Regions from separate parts of the Mus musculus genome. Here region 1 is linked to region 2. Evidence: chromatin loops called from intact Hi-C (ENCODE). Cell type or tissue: left cerebral cortex. All regions are shown on one strand. Region 1 overlaps Atp8a1 (ATPase, aminophospholipid transporter (APLT), class I, type 8A, member 1). Region 2 overlaps Yipf7 (Yip1 domain family, member 7).

The links. A loop is a pair of places that touch in the nucleus more often than their neighbours do. Peaks named below come from ENCODE experiments on the same cell type or tissue, not always from the same donor. Only the 100,000 strongest peaks of a DNase experiment are listed, where the experiment ranks them.
Region 1: a loop joins it to region 2, with 6 times the contacts of the local background. A loop is called at or near these places in 2 of 42 quality-filtered maps.

The regions. Positions count from the first base shown.
Region 1 is chr5:67,748,677-67,756,676 of GRCm38, reverse strand. It overlaps Atp8a1 (ATPase, aminophospholipid transporter (APLT), class I, type 8A, member 1), which reads left to right. Exons shown (of 37, transcript NM_001038999.2): 15 at 1-27; 16 at 5,592-5,664; 17 at 7,521-7,626. Among named protein-coding and RNA genes, the nearest start is that of Gm46914, 50 kb to the right of the region's middle. In left cerebral cortex, CTCF peaks have their summits at 366 (motif pointing left) and 4,606 (motif pointing left); DNase peaks (open chromatin) are centred at 325, 3,461, 3,826 and 4,584; H3K27ac peaks cover 632 bases.
Region 2 is chr5:69,517,874-69,525,873 of GRCm38, reverse strand. Yipf7 (Yip1 domain family, member 7) reads left to right here. Exons shown (of 6, transcript NM_023784.5): 4 at 4,704-4,849; 5 at 6,500-6,681. Among named protein-coding and RNA genes, the nearest start is that of Yipf7, 21 kb to the left of the region's middle. In left cerebral cortex, CTCF peaks have their summits at 1,721 (motif pointing right) and 4,751 (motif pointing right); a DNase peak (open chromatin) is centred at 4,780.

The sequences.
Region 1 (8,000 bases), 1.8 Mb after region 2:
GGATTATGGGTGCTCGCCCGATGAATGGTAAGCTACGTGGTACTTCCACTGCTCTCTTTGAAAGCTTCTGATGTATTGCTTTGTAAACAGGCTTTTCTGGTCTCTGGGAGCCATCTTCACAGGTGTTGGGTGATGATGCTCTGTACTGGGTATTAAACTCAGAGTATCCTTGATTTTTCTATCGAAAGCCCTTGTAAACATATTCTAAAGCTTTAAAGGTTGCTGGAGTCTTATATTATTTATCTATAAGGCGGTAGGGATCGATTCCAAAGTGCCTGGGCAGGAAAATCTGCTGCTGCAGCAATTAAAGCTTGCTTATGGTTTTTTTTTTAGCTCAGCACTGCCCCCTTCTGCCACTGTGCGGATAACGCGCCCATGGACCAGATAATGCAGCTACAGGCCCAAGTGGTACAAGTTTCCTTTTAACATTGTTCATTATTTCTATGTCTCTTCAGAGGCTATAAAATGAAGACCTTTAAATGTAAGGCCAAAGTGTTCTAGAACTAGACTTCCTGCAACCTATCAGTAAATGTACATTCATCATAGATTTATTAAAAATAGCATAGTATAAATTTAATTTCACTCCTATGGGAAGCTTTTTGCTTTTGTTTTGTTTTACATTAAAATTCTTTCAGCCATGTATTTGCATTTTTATCTAGGGGAATTTAGTGTATTTTGTTACTTGTATGATTTGTCATGATCTTGTGGCAAATAAAATTTGAACAATTATAGTTTCTTTAAAGCTAGTGATTTTGAAAAAAAGACTTCTATTTATCTGGACCTCATAGGCTTTATGATTAAGTTATATTTCCACGATCCATTGAACTCCAGTTACAGAATAAGTTTTCAGCCTTCTTGGGATTTATTTCAGTAAAGTGGGGATTTGATATGAGTTTTCAGTAAGCCTCATAGCACCCAGGATTACAGAGGCAGCTGTTTGACTCCTGTGACCGGTGCCACCAACAGTGCTCATTACAAGGAGTCCTACACATTCTGACACCTATCACAGTCATTTGGCTCTTCATACCACTCAGACGAGCATTTTATCATTGCTTGCCTTAGCCTTGCCTACATTCCTACTTATCTGGTCCCGCGACCCTGTAGTTAAAGCTTTTACTGTGGATACTCTTTGACCCAGGTCAGATGTTATCTAAATAAACCCTGCCTCCTTTTTTTTTTTTTAACACCTATGCATCTTTATATGCTGCTTGTCTATAGGACAGTTTGACCCATTTTAATACCATTAAGTACTGTAGAATTGATACACATATCTCTCTTAAGAGACATGACTCCTTTTTCTTAGTCTCGCTGTGGTTTTCTCCAAAGTCTTATATTATTTTCCCAGATCATTTAAAACATTAGACTTTGAGCAGGGGTTGTTTCATGCCACTAACCACTGTTGGAAAAGGGGTTATGTCATTTATCTTGCTCATAAGTTTTTTTTTTTTCATTAAAGTATCTTTTGGGGGGGAATCTAAGTTCAAATGAAATATAACAACTTTTTCATGAATTATGTATTTTCACTCTGCCATTGAGTCTAAAAGTGCACCAGGAAAGACGAGTATCATTTTATGGAAAAGGCACTTTGTTTATTTGTATACTTGGGGGGGGGGGGGGGTCTCTGTCTACACTTGTAGGTTTGCAAAGGTAAAGATGCAGGGTTTTTTTTTTTTTTTTTTTTTTTTTTGAGGTTCTGTGTAGGGTTATGTGGAGTGGCCATGCATGTGAGCTTTGGACTCTGACCATCAATGTTTAGACCCTGACCTGTCCTTCACACAAGTTACTAACTACCTGAGTAGACTTATTGGAAGACTATGACCACCATTAGCCGTTAAATCAGTAGGAAACATTGACAATTAACTAAGCCCTAACTAGAAGGCTAGTGCTGGTGGCACTATAATTCTCAGTCTGCACCATCTATCTGACATGATCATTTTCAAGTTGATAGGTTTTATAGAGAGAAGCCTGTAAGTAGTCTCCCCAAGAACACAACCAGCGGACATGGGTGAGAGCCAGAGGTAATCCTGGCTTAGCCTGATTATGAAAGGTGTGTTAGTGCCGTCACACGTCTGTAGACTTGAAAGACTTGTGTTTCTTTTGGAGCACGGGATAGCTTTGCATTTCAAGCCCTAACTGATTTTATTTCAGTTGAATTGCTGAGGTTGTTAAGGAGAGGCAAATTGAACATCTACCGTTTGACTGAGTTGAGGAACCCTAACTCAGAAGCTCATACAAGACTCCATACTTCCAAGGGCCTCATCTAATTGGTTTTATATTGCTGAGAAAACCAAGATCAACTGTGGCCGTGGTGGAACCCTGTGCTCTGCATATGTGACAGTGGCTCTATGCTACTGCTGCAGGAGGAGAGACTATGGAAGACTCTCTCCAAAACTCTAGAAGTCATCTCAATAGCTGCTTGGCAGCTTTGTCTGGCAATGTGAAGTTGACTGAATGCCACGTAGCAAGCTTGTAGCTGTCTGTTTAATTGTCCTGCTTGAAATGGCACTCACCACAAAAATGTTAAGAAAATCCACATGTGAAAATTATGTGTTTATATTTGGTCCATTCTAAAGACCCTTTCAAATATACTCTTGGCATTAAAGACTGTGCAATAGCTGAAATCCTCTAAAAATGTATTAATATAAGTGATTTGTCTAGATTATGACTTCCCAGTGCATAGCTACTAACTCTAGAATTGGCACTGTTTCCTGTTGTTGCCAAGAACCATAAACAAACGTGGAGACTTGGAGACCAATTCCTTTCTATTAAAAACCATTATCTAAATTGATAGTATCAATATTGGAAGGACTAGAGAGAAAAACATCCATGTAATTATAAGTTATCACATGATTACTTTCAAAAACCCACAAATATTCATAATCATTTTCTCTTAAAAAATTATTTTGGAAAGTTTAAATATAAGCAGAATGAACAAATGTCCCCATCAGTTATTTTAACAGGCTATGCCCTGGGTCACCCTTATCCCTCCTGTGCCTTTCTACCCTTATTATTCTGAAGCAAATCTAAGTAGATATGTTTGTTTTTTCTTAACTTCTTGATACAGTCACACGTTATGTTCTTGTTATTTTTCAAGTAAATGACAGTGGGGTGACAGAGAGCTTGCCTTAGAGCTGGCCCTGCAGTCGTTCAGTGGTTTTTTGTTTTTGTTTTTGTTTTGTTTTTTTGTATTATTATAGTATCTGCAGGTTGAACAAGTTTCTCTTTTCTGCTTGGTTATTTTCTCATTTTACCTAGCCTATAATTATGTGTGGCGTGAGTGGCATTTATTTATTCTGCTGTAGAAGGTAGGCTGGGTAGAGCATTCTTCCAGGCGTGCCCTTAGAATAATGAGAGCTAACCCATCTCCATTAGCATCAGTCTTCAAAGGAGTCCCCTTGGCAGGCTCTTTCTTCAGCAGTGCAGACTCTCACACAGCATTTTAGAACTCCTCTTTTGTAATTGCTTTCAGAAATACTTGCAGTCACCCAGGAAACTGAGTCTCATTTACTTTGATCAAAACCAACCATTATCTAGCCAAAACAGTGCATTTAATCACCCATTCAAATTCTTGGACTTAACTACTCTGAGTAACAAACTCATTACTAAAAAAATTAAATCTACCAGCAAGCAGTTTTGACTACCAATGAACAGGACCTTAAAAAAATCCTAGAGGTACAGACTCTTTTAAAAAACAGTTCTCTGACTGCTGGGGCCAGAAGCCCTTAAGCTGAGGCAGGTCCACTAGGTTAGGGAAGAGATCAGCCCCTGAGTCAGAGAGGATGCTGAGCAAACAGGCTTTGTACAACCGTGTTCATTGCCTCAGAAAACTGACTTGCGCTACCAAAGGAGCTCTGCCTCAGGTCGTCCGGGAGATGTGGCACGGATCAGGAAGCCAGCCTCTACACGGGTGCTGTACAGTGGGCAGTGAGCTTGTCCAGGCCGACACATTGTGCAAGTGCTCTCTCAACTGCTCTTTCTTTACATCCAGTCTGTCACACAATATCTCGGGGAGCATGTGCCAGTGGCTCCCGTTCACCCGGCCTCCAAACCTGAAGAGACTCCAAGACCAATGGGGTGTTGTTTTGTTTTAATCCACACTAGTCATGGAAGTATTAAAGAGAGAAAAATACACCTTTCTCCTGGGACTGAGATTTTTATCATTTTAAAAACTGAATCATTTGAATAGAAAGATGAGTTCTCCCAGAGCTGCGACTCAGCTTCTCTGTGATAATTGCCATAAGGTAATTATTATGCAGCTTTATGTGTTCAAATGTATCCTCAGCTGAAGGACTTTCTGGCCCCAGCAGTCAGATCACTGCTTTGTTAAAAGCCAAGCATCAGTCCAGACCTTATAGGACAATGATTAGCCGTGTTTCTATGGTTTTGTACCATTTAGCCTGGCAGATCACCTATACCAGCAGTAATCTCCCTGTGGCTGGAGAGCTCTTGCCCTGTGGTCCCCCATGGGTTTCGTTCCTTGGACCAACTTAAGGGAAGAATGCCAAGAAGTCTCCTTTCAAACCCTATTCCATTTGGAAAGGTTTATGAGCCAGAGAAAACTGGGCTGGAGCAGAGGCGTGAAGGGAGGACCTGCCACCTAGTGGTCCAAGTTCTGAAACACACTCCTGACTTTTGGAAGGCAAAAGAAGCAAGCCACTTTGTGGAAAATGCCAGTAGGAGATCGAGGGATGTAAAGAATGAAATGCAGAGAGCCTTGTGAATGTCTCACCGGAGAGTGAATGAGAATGGTTCCAGGCTGCCCAAGAGCAGGGTGTATGACCTTCCGGTCTGCTAAGAAGGAAGAGCTATGGAGTTGGAGGACCGAGGTCACATTATAACATTGTAGCATGTGAGAACTAAAAGTAACCGCCCACGGGCTACATCAGTCTTGGATCTAGACTTTACCCCATCCCGAAGCTATGCACTAAGCAAAAACTAATTCTAGAATACAAGAAGAAATCTCATCTCTCCAGGGACCTGAGACAGGAACATACGTGGTCATGGGAGAATGACTGGACTATATTATAGTCAGAAAGGCTGGGGATAGCAGAAATTAGAGGTTAAGCAAGGTCTAAGAGTGACTGGCTAGCCACAGGCCTGTTGTTAGAGGGGCACGAATTTGGAGGACAGTCTGCCTTCCAATCTTTGCCTAGAGGAACCTGCTGTACAGCTCTTCCTGGGGAAAGATAACTAGACTAAGTGGCTCTCAACCTTCGTAATGCTGCATTGATTTTATACAGCTCCTTACATTACGGTGACCCCTCCAACGATAAAATTACTTTTCTTGATTCTTCATAACTGTCATTTTGCCACTGTGTAAATATCTGATATTCAGGCTATCTAATACGTGGCCCCTGTGAAAGGGCTGTTGGACCTCTCAAAGGGTCACAACCCACATGTTAATCACTACTGCACTAGACTATGTGTTGAGTTTGGAGATGGAACTGAAAAGAACATAGGTCCCTTCCAGTCTGACCTGAATTAAGGAATAGATCAGTTATTGGAATGGATTGAGAGTAATCACTCATCACTAGCAGTGGGTGAGTTAGGCCTATACAAGTGAACCAACTTTGCTTTGTTTTTCCCTTTAGGCAGAGCTCACAGTTTGGAGATGAAAAAACCTTTAATGACCCGTCGTTGCTGGACAATCTCCAGAATAACCACGTAAGTGACCTCAGTGCTATCTGTCCCTAGGAGGTGAGCACTAATGAATACGTCTCGGAATGAATTTCCTTCATGGTTAGTCCCCTCATGTTTTTACTTACATGATTTTTTTTTTAGATTTATTTTATTTTACATGTGTTAATGTCCTCAATGCCTCTGTGTCCAGATGCTTATATCTTTTTCCTAGATTTGAAGAACTCTCTGCTGTGATTTTACTGAGTCTATTTTTCTGTGTCCCCCACCCCAAATAGGAGGGGGATTTGGGGTACTGTTAGACTAAACAGAATTTAGATATTAAAACTAGAAGAAATTGCAGAATATATCGAGGACAGAGTTGGGGAAACCCTTAAGGAGGAACGAAAGCCTTGTAGATATAACAAATAGGGAGGGTAGAGCAGACCAGTGCAGAATGATCTCAAAGTGTTATATCAGCAGTCAAAATGTCTTCCTTGCTTATAGTGTTAGAGAATGCCTCTCTCCTTCCTCAGATAGCTATGACTTCGCTCTGTTGGTAAGAGAGCTCCTGCCCATCTTAGGACTGACTTACAACACAGCTGGGGTATCTACTGAAGTTAACTTACACCTGCATTTCTCCTGCCCAGACTGTCACAGCCCCTCTCATGCAGTGCTGCCTCAGATTTCTGCCCAGCTCCTGGTTTGTGTCTTAACTGATATGCCAGCATGCTGCCCTGGATTGCAAGTCACACCACCTCCCTGACTTCCGCCATCCCTCACCTACATCACTACTCTGCCTTGAGCGACTTTTTCTTTCTTCCTCCAGAGGCCATCTTTCATTTCTCCTCTGGGGCCTTATTATTAGTTCCATGCCGTTCGTCCCAGTGGAATTCTCCATGCTCGGCTCTTCATTAGCCTAGGACTTCTTCACATATCTATCTCCATCTCTCATGAACAGCCACATGTCCTGTCACCTCATATGACATTCACATATTCTCTTTACACACCTTAGCAGGCTGTGAATAAACAACGCTGTCACTATTGTCCCCTCTGCCTCCCTACGAGTCCAAGCAAGCTCCATGTGGCTGGGACCATCTGTGCTCTGTCCACTCTTAGCATAAGCAGTTTTTGTTTCCATAACCTAATTTAACCTTCTCCGTTGTTGCACTTTATAACGGGAGGTTATGCGAATATGGGAACACCTTATTTTCTTTATTATCTTGAATGACATTTCTCTCCAGAAGCCAGACATGAAGATGCTTAATATTTAGTGTCTGGGTTCTTTTCTCATCAGATCTGAGATGCTTACAGAAAGGATTCAGTCTTCAGTCTCCCTCAAGCCCCAAGAATTGATAGTGCTCAGTAAGTGTTTGTGATGCACACACACACACACACACACACACACACACACACACACACACACGTGCACACGCATGCATGCACACATCATTATGTACTGGGTTAAGGTAGACCGTTTTGGAGAAAGTCAACATTACTGAGAGCCACACATCATCATCATCACCACCACCACCATTATCATCATCATCTCTACTTAAAGGTTAGACGCCTGATATTTAAATGTGGCTAGAAATTACAAACAAGCAAGTGAACATTTTACATATCTCTTCTGTCCACTAAAGACCAAATTCATCTTCTTCTACCATTTCTATTTAGAAGCACAAAAATCATGTTAAGTAAATGTTTATAGAATGAATGAGGAAGTACAAAAATGAATAAGTTGAGTTCCAAATAAGTTTTCTTCATAACAGATACTGGCTGTGGTCCCACACCCCCAGTGCGTCCCAGCTGTACTCTCAATAAATGGCCACGAAGCAACGTTTCTGCCGTTAGTGTCAGATGGTTAAATAAAGGGGGATGAATTATGTGTTTATTCCTCACAGCCAACCGCACCTATCATCTGTGAATTTCTCACAATGATGGCCGTCTGCCACACAGCTGTACCGGAGAGAGAAGGGGACAAGATCATTTATCAGGCTGCATCGCCAGGTACACAGGAAGCAACGATTGGGGTAGTTTTCTGTAGAAAATTGTTCTGAAATGTGATGTTATGGATCTTAAATTTTCAATTTAATTAAAATAATGGAACATAACCAAATTATGGTTTCATACTTTTAAAATCCTAATTAGAAACTTGGCTTTCAGTATTAGGTGTGTATGTGTATGTGTGTGTGTGTATGTGCACGCACACGCACACACACTAAAATATGTTGCTTTGTATATGTTATTTTTCTCAAAATGAATTGTATGGAAAATTGAGTAATTAAAATATACACGAGGGAATAAAAGTATGTATGTGTATGTAATTGTTTCCCTTATAAGTAAGAATAAACTCTTACATAGTGGGCTTTACACATCGACAA
Region 2 (8,000 bases):
GAAGGGAGATTGTACATTTTTAAAGGATGGGAACACAAAGAGAAGGGGAGCTAGGAGGAGCTGCAGTGTTATTCAATTATATTTGACACTGTGAGTTAAACAAGGGGGTGCCCATTAGAGACTGGGCTATATCCAGAGCACCTGGCTTCAAAGTCCTTAATTCATTCTCCTAATCATTAGGTCCAGAGCTCAGAGTGATAAGGGGACAAAGGAATAGGTCATCTGCATGTAGTTAATAATGGTCGAACAGGCAATTGGTTATATATTTTTACAATTTATTCACTTTGGTTTATATAACAACAATTCCTATAGTCTTTACCAGTTAACAGACAAGAAAACATTTGGGGAAGAGGGATAGGTGTTCATTTCTAGTCCTGGGAATATGAACTTGTTTGACCCTGACAGCAAGTTGGAGAGATTGTCCTTGAGATGGCTTTATTCAGACAACTGACTCTTTACCAGTTGACCTTGAGATATCTGAACTCAGATGACCTTTTACAACAGAAGCAGTTTAGCTGTAAGGAAGTCCCAAGCTCCCCTAGGGCCTGGGACCTTGAATTTTGTTTCTCCCTACGATTAAATGGAGTCTGAAAACAAAACAGTAGTACTTATAACAAGTTTCTTTTGCTTGTTCCCAACATTTACTATGAACAAACAATGAAACATTTGAATGGGTCTTTTTTCCAGATACTATGCTATATATATTATGCACATAAATAAAAGGAAATATTATTCTTTAATGAAAGTATTTGTTTTGAGTATTTTAAAACAAAATTCTAACATGTTATCTTATAAGGTCTTCTTTTCATAATTATATAATAATAATTTCTATATATGAATTCCTTAAAATCATTAAATGTTAGAAAACATGATTTATGATGGTTGTATAAATCATATGCCACAGCCTAAATGTACCTTAGAGGTTGTAGCCTACAGTAAGGAATATTTTGATGAACTTCATAGTTAAAATCTTTTGTCCTATGAAGTTTTTGAGATGTGTCTGGACCACTGGGAAAATGTGGCCAGAACGTACTTGTAACATTGCCAGTTGTCCTTTCTACTGAAATTTATAGTAAAATATGCAATGTCTATGCCAATTCTCTAGTTAAAAAAAAGGAAAGATGAATACTTTATATTATATTCTAGTAGAACTCAGAGAGTTATCCATTCTTTCAAGTTTTGTGCCTTTTGCTGTATTAGTATTAAATTGAATTTCCTTTCCTTATTTCAAGATAGATTTAGATAAAAATATGTTAATAACTTTGTAGAAGATGCAATTGAAAAAGATCCCTTTTTTCTGCCTTAATTTCAATATAATTCTCTCACAAGTGTTTGGGAATACATGGAAATCTTAGTATTTACATTTTAAAATTGAGGGTGATATTTCTTGGAGACTTTTTTACAACTGCAGTTTTGGTTAGATCCAGTTTCTCTAGATCAACACAGTATCTACATCAATTTCCTCGAAGATGCTCAGATTTTAAAGTACTATGTTTGTTCAAATTTTTCTAAGTTATAAACACACTATAAAGTAAAAAATAAAAATTCACCCTGGTATAATGGTCAACCTCAGCCTGTCAAATGAGAACAGTTAGTGGTATTTGTTCTTTTTTCCTTGTACCACAGGCTGATACTTAAATGTGAAATGTCAGCACCATAATTCATGTAAAAATAAAGATCTTAATTCACTTTTATTCTTTATGTCATATACTTTAATACCACTAGATGACAGCAAAACAATAAATTTTACATTCAAATTTTATAGAGGTTACATCTTCAGTTTTGCACAATAAGGTGTTATGTTGAGACCCCTACAATGAGTACTTGGCAATAAGTTTAGAAACAAAATATTACAGACATATATATTCAGTTGAAAACATTAAATGTCTTTCTCATGAAAATATTTAGTACATCCTATATCCATTCACAATTTTATGACTTGGTAATGAAATGTGTGCAGGCTTATACCATCAAATAAATGGTCAAAATCAGTAATGACATTGCATAAAGCAGTTTTCCCTAATTTTTTTTCAGAAATAACTACTTTTTTTTAAAGTAAAAAGTATATTTTGTACCAAAACCACTTAATTGCGATTAAAAACTAAAAATGAATTTTAAAGTGACAAAAGCCTGGCATGAAATTAATTTAAACTGTGATATTCCTTAATTTTATGGTCTTCTGTCATTCAAAAAATTACATTAAAATTTTGACCCATTTTAAGCTTGTTGAAACATTCACATCCTCCAGTGTGCATGATCTTAAGATACAATACACTGAAGGCAAAGGAAAACTGTGGAACCAGAAATTCAAAGAACTGGCTCACTCTTAAAATGACTTTCTTTTATTTTTTGAGATTATAGTATAGTTACAATTTGCCCCTTTCCTACCTCCAAGTCTTCCTGTGTAACCTTCCTTGCTCTCTTTCAAATTCATAGTCTTCTTTTCATTATATATAATATATGTGTATGTATATTTATGTATATGTGTATATGTATAATAGATAAATAGATAGATAGATAGATAGATAGATAGATAGATAGATAGATAGATAGATGATATATATAAAGAGAGAAAGAAAGAAAGATTGACATATATAGATGGATGAATGGGCAGTTGAATTAAGGAAGGTAACCTTTCTTGTAGAAAAGATTGAATAAATTAAATATAAGATAGATCGAGAGATAGATAGATAGATAGATAGATAGATAGATAGACTGATAGATACATAGCTATATAGATATATAAATAGACAGAAAGACAGGTAGACAGATGACAGGTGATAAATAGATGTGACAGATGATAGAGGTAGATGATAGATAGATGTATGCATGCATAGATGGGTGATAAAGAATAAACAGACACATGATAGATGGATAAGTAGATGACAGACAGACAGACAGACAGATAGACTGACAGATGATAAATTGGTTGTACATGGACCTAGCTTGTAAATGTTTTACAGGAATAAGATTGGCCAATGTGGAAATGTATTACTCACTTTTAGACTTTATAAGTTATTTATTATCATTTTTATAAGTAACATTATATAATAATAGCCAGTGTAATATGTAGATAAGGTATAAAGAAGAATTAAAAATCTCCCAAATAGATATTATATTGCTAAACATTAGCAGAATTAAGTACCTACCATATATGGTAAAACCAGATTCTCTATAAACATAATGCTCTTCAAGAATTTTGTTGTTTCTGAAATCAAATGGGTAAATTTAAGAAAAGTGATATATACAGATAAGAATATATAAAACATATTTTTCACATTTTTCTAGTTAACAATATGCAACAATAATATTATTTTTGATTGAGCTACTCTTCAAAAATTTATTTGAGAATGTATGCAGAGGAGTTTTTGAAACTAGAGAAATGTGACACATTTAGTCGCAAATATTCATGCCACGATTTGTCTCATTGAAATTGCATTAAATATTTGACATTAAATAAGTGTAGATGTTATTTTACCGTAAAGATTGGCATCCCACACCGGCCAGACCCATTCTGTCTCCAGTTGTAACTTGTGAGGGCGTCTAAGGAAGCCAGCAGTCAGACAGGAGTGGCTTCCTAGCAGCCCTTGCTTTACCATCTGAATGCTACTCAGTTTCTTTCACTTTCATTTTTGAAAGTTTAATCTTATGATCTTTAAAACATTTCTTGCAGGGATGGAGAGCTGGCTCTGCATTTAAGAGCATCCGCTGTTCTTCCAGAGGCCCCTAGTTCAGTTCCCATGCTAGCACAGTTTCCTTACAAACCAAGTCAGATTCTCTGATCTTACATTTTTGATATTGATTTTTCTCCTGGATGTAAGCCACAGTTAATCATTATTTCTGCTCTTCTTTACCCCCCTTTACATTTAAGTAAATGTCTATGTAATTAACAAATATGGTAATGATGAAAAGGAAGTTACTTCACCTCTCAAAATCCTGCCCATCTGATGAATAAAATAGTAATGAATCCACACTACATTTATCATGTGTGTGAGACCAGTATTTGTAGATCTTGAGAGGCCAGTAAAACCTGAGCAATCAATCAGAGCTTGCTTTAGCGAAATGATTTTATTCTAATACTCTCCCTTACAAAAGGAAAAGATTAACTTGTCCCTTGTATTTAATCTTTGAGTATATTGACTCAATCTCCCAGTGCATTGATTTATAAACATCTGCATGTACGTCGTGGTTACTGCTCTCTGCAGGAAGAGTCGTACACTTTCTTCCTCGTGGAGGTTTTATCAATGTAGAGCAAGGTTATTGTTCTTATTAGGAAGGATGAAGGGAAACTCTAGGGCTAAACTGAACGTCGTCGCATAATTATGTAGTGAGTGATGCGGCCTGATTACAGAAGTGCTCGCAGCTGAAAATGTGGGTGGAGAAAATATCTGACAGGGGTGGTTGAGACACTTTTAGTCTGTTAGCTACAATGATAGGTTTTACTGTATGTCAATTCCCGTGCTTTTAGCTAGAATTAAAATTTTACTACATGTGCCCGATGAAAATTTTCCTAACAGATTTTTTTTTTTTAATTTAAAGTATTTGAGTGTATTGTTTGCTTACTATACCTCACACTTTAGATTATGAAAACAACTAGGTAAATTCTCTTAGGATACCATGAAAAAATAGATATACTATCCGTGAAGGAATATAACTCTTTGTTTCCTATATGTACCTTTGACTTTTTATTTATTTTTTCGCAGAACTTGGAATTAATTTTGATCACATATGGCAGAAAACCTTGACGGTGCTAAACCCAATGAAGCCAGCAGATGGCAGCATCATGAATGAAACGGATCTCACAGGACCCATCCTTTTCTGTGTGGCTCTGGGAGCCACATTGCTTATGGTATCTTCCGACAGCCAAACTGACATTTCTTGACTTGTCTTTATGAGTGCTACTTTTGAAGAGATCTCTAGAAAAAAAAAAACAGAAGAAATTTGCTTTTTCTCATGCCTTAGGATATGACCTTGTATCCCATCACATTAACAAATAGGTATAGAGATACATGACAATAACGCCAGTACTCGGAACCATGGTGCTTCCTAGTCAGCAGTCCAGCCATTCCATGGTTAGATACAGAAGGTAGGCTCAGTTAAACAGCCTCTCTCAGCACACATACATGAATATGTACATACAAATGCATACACACATGAAGACCCCTATACACACACACACACACACACACACACACACACACACACAAGTAGTTTCTTCTAATGCAGCTATATATTTCAAATGTGGTTTAAAAAGTATGTGTGACTACATACGTGATTTCTTACCCTTTGTTAAATTTAAAATACTACCCAGTCAGGGTACTGAATGCAATCTAGTTTCGGAGTGACCAGTGATCACATTCTTTTCCTCCTATATAACAGCCAGCGATAACAAGCTCCCTCCTTTTAGCACAAATAAAACGCCAACACTGTCTAACTCAAACCCTGTCAACCAGAGTGCCCACTTATTCTCAGGGCTCCCTTCTCTTTTTTACAGTAATGTGTTAGTCTTGATTCAGCTACTATGTAAGGCCATGGCAATTAATCAAATAGTCAGAAACAATCAATATAGTATATTAACCCATCTTTCTCTTGCAAGTCATTTGTAATATAACAACTGTTTGTTTCTCTGTGGAATATGTTACGAATACCATCTCTTAAAGGACAGTGGTGCTAGTGTCATCATCAAGATCACTCTTGGATGCATAAAGCTAGTAGGAGTTATTTAAGTACCTTCTCTTGCCTGTCATTCCAACCCTGAGGAGATGGGCATATAAAGTACACGCATCTGACCAGACCGAACTATTTAACAAGATCCCGTCTCATAAAAGAAGACTGGAATGTAGGTCAGTGGTAGAGCTGGTACTCAAAGTCTACGAGGTCTGGAACTTGATCCTCTGAACTACAGGGAGCTTTGGTTAGCATTTGAATCGAAGAACACTAAGCATTTTAGATCAAGATGAACTAATAAAAATCAATTGTCTAGGTAGGGTTTAGACATTTGAGGTAAAAACCCAGACACCTTATTTTCCATTTCAATATTAAACCTTTCTTAGCATTTGAAACAAACTCTTAAAATAACATTATTAGTGATACTAACTGTAAATTTCTAAGACTGTAGTAGATGTTTTATTCTTCTCATCAATCATTCAGCTATGCAGTAAATATGGGGCAAAAAGAGTTTCACTCCTGTCACACTCTATAGGTAATGCTTGGTTTAAAAAGCTACACTGGCAATACTTCCTATTTTTGTAGCATGACTAGCCTGTCCCAAATTGTATATATGTATATAAATACACATATATAATTTAATTATATGTAATAGATACATGTTATCAAGGTGTTTATTTTGGAGATTATAATTCTTGTTATAGGCGGTGGGTTTTTTATACTTTAACCAGAATCCTCAGTGACCTGGTGATGTATCTACTATGATATTCAGTAGCATCTAGTACACTTTCAAATGTTTTGATTTCTAATTTTTTTCTTTGCGTTGCTTCAGGCTGGAAAAGCCCAGTTTGGTTATGTATACGGCATGAGTGCCATTGGCTGCCTTGGGATTCACGCCTTACTGAACTTGATGAGCAACTCCGGGGTGTCATATGGCTGTGTGGCCAGTGTGCTGGGATACTGCTTGCTCCCCATGGTCCTCTTGTCCAGCTGTGCAGTCTTCTTTTCACTGCAGTAAGTGTCTGTGCTAAATGATCCCGCATGCACAATCTTTGTCCATGCCTGCCAGACCAGGAAAATCAGGAAGGTTTCTTAACATTTTGTCAATGGAAATGGAAGGATTATGCTTATTAAAAGCTACACATATATTCGGGGGTGGGGGTGGGAAAGTAGGTCAATTTGGCTGGGGAGCTGCTCCTATTTAACTAGTTTAAAAAATAAATCCAACCATGTAATATTTAAAACTTGTACCTTTAAGTTGTCACATTCTTCAATATAAACTATTGGCATGGGTAATATAACAACTGAAGGAAATTCACTTATTTGATTTTGGAAGAGTAAATGCCTGCTGAATTCTGACAAATTACTTCAGTGCCCAGGCATCTGCCTTCTGGGCTAGAAAGAACTGCTATTTCTCAGCTGGGCTCCTCACAGCAGAGGACTCACAGGAACCCTGATGAGGATATTAATTCTGGAGAACTTAACAGCATACAGGCTCAGTCAATACAAGTTTTGCCTTTTCTTTCTTCATTTAGGCAGCTGGCATTTGCAATTCTAAACTATCCATAAGGATACTTAGAGGTGTTTCCCACAGCACTTTCCCAAGGCTCTTGCATAATGCTAGCACTCAGTGATGGCAAGCAACAAACTCGAAGTTACCTGCTTGTCCACAAAACATGTAGAAATAAACCCTTACCCTTGTGCTCATTCTTTCATGGCCAAAGGAGATGTAATTTGCGCTTTCTTCTGGGATGATGCAGGACATAGGTTGTTAATGCTACACTGGAAGGGATATTGTCGTATGAGAGCCTATTCGTTCGAAGACAATATGGTTAAAGAAGCAAAAACGTATGATATTCTTGCTATCCCAAATAGTTATCTTTATGAAATTACTGAGAGTGATTTAAACATGCTCATTTTGCTTGATATGGCCTCCTTTTTTTATTATAACACTCTTGAGAATTACTGGAACCAAACACTGCTTTATCAGTGAGTACTCAGATTTAACAAAAGAATATGACAGGAAATGGACAATGTGAATGCATAGATAGAACCAGTTATGCTTACTCAGTTCTAGCCACAGACAGATACTGCATTTTGTATAACTGTTTGCTCTAGCAGGTTGCTCTGCTTACAGAGCTGTGCTCTATACAGAAGTTTGACAACTTTGTCTGATTGATTTTGCAAAATAATAACACTGTGGTGTACCATCTTTTTTGGTAAGAGTATTTTCAGTGTCTTCGGTATTTAGAGCATCTTAAATGATTTGGGTGCTAGGGACAAAGAGAAGACTGTTCATGTAAATTAGATTTGGAAAACCACTACATGTTTAG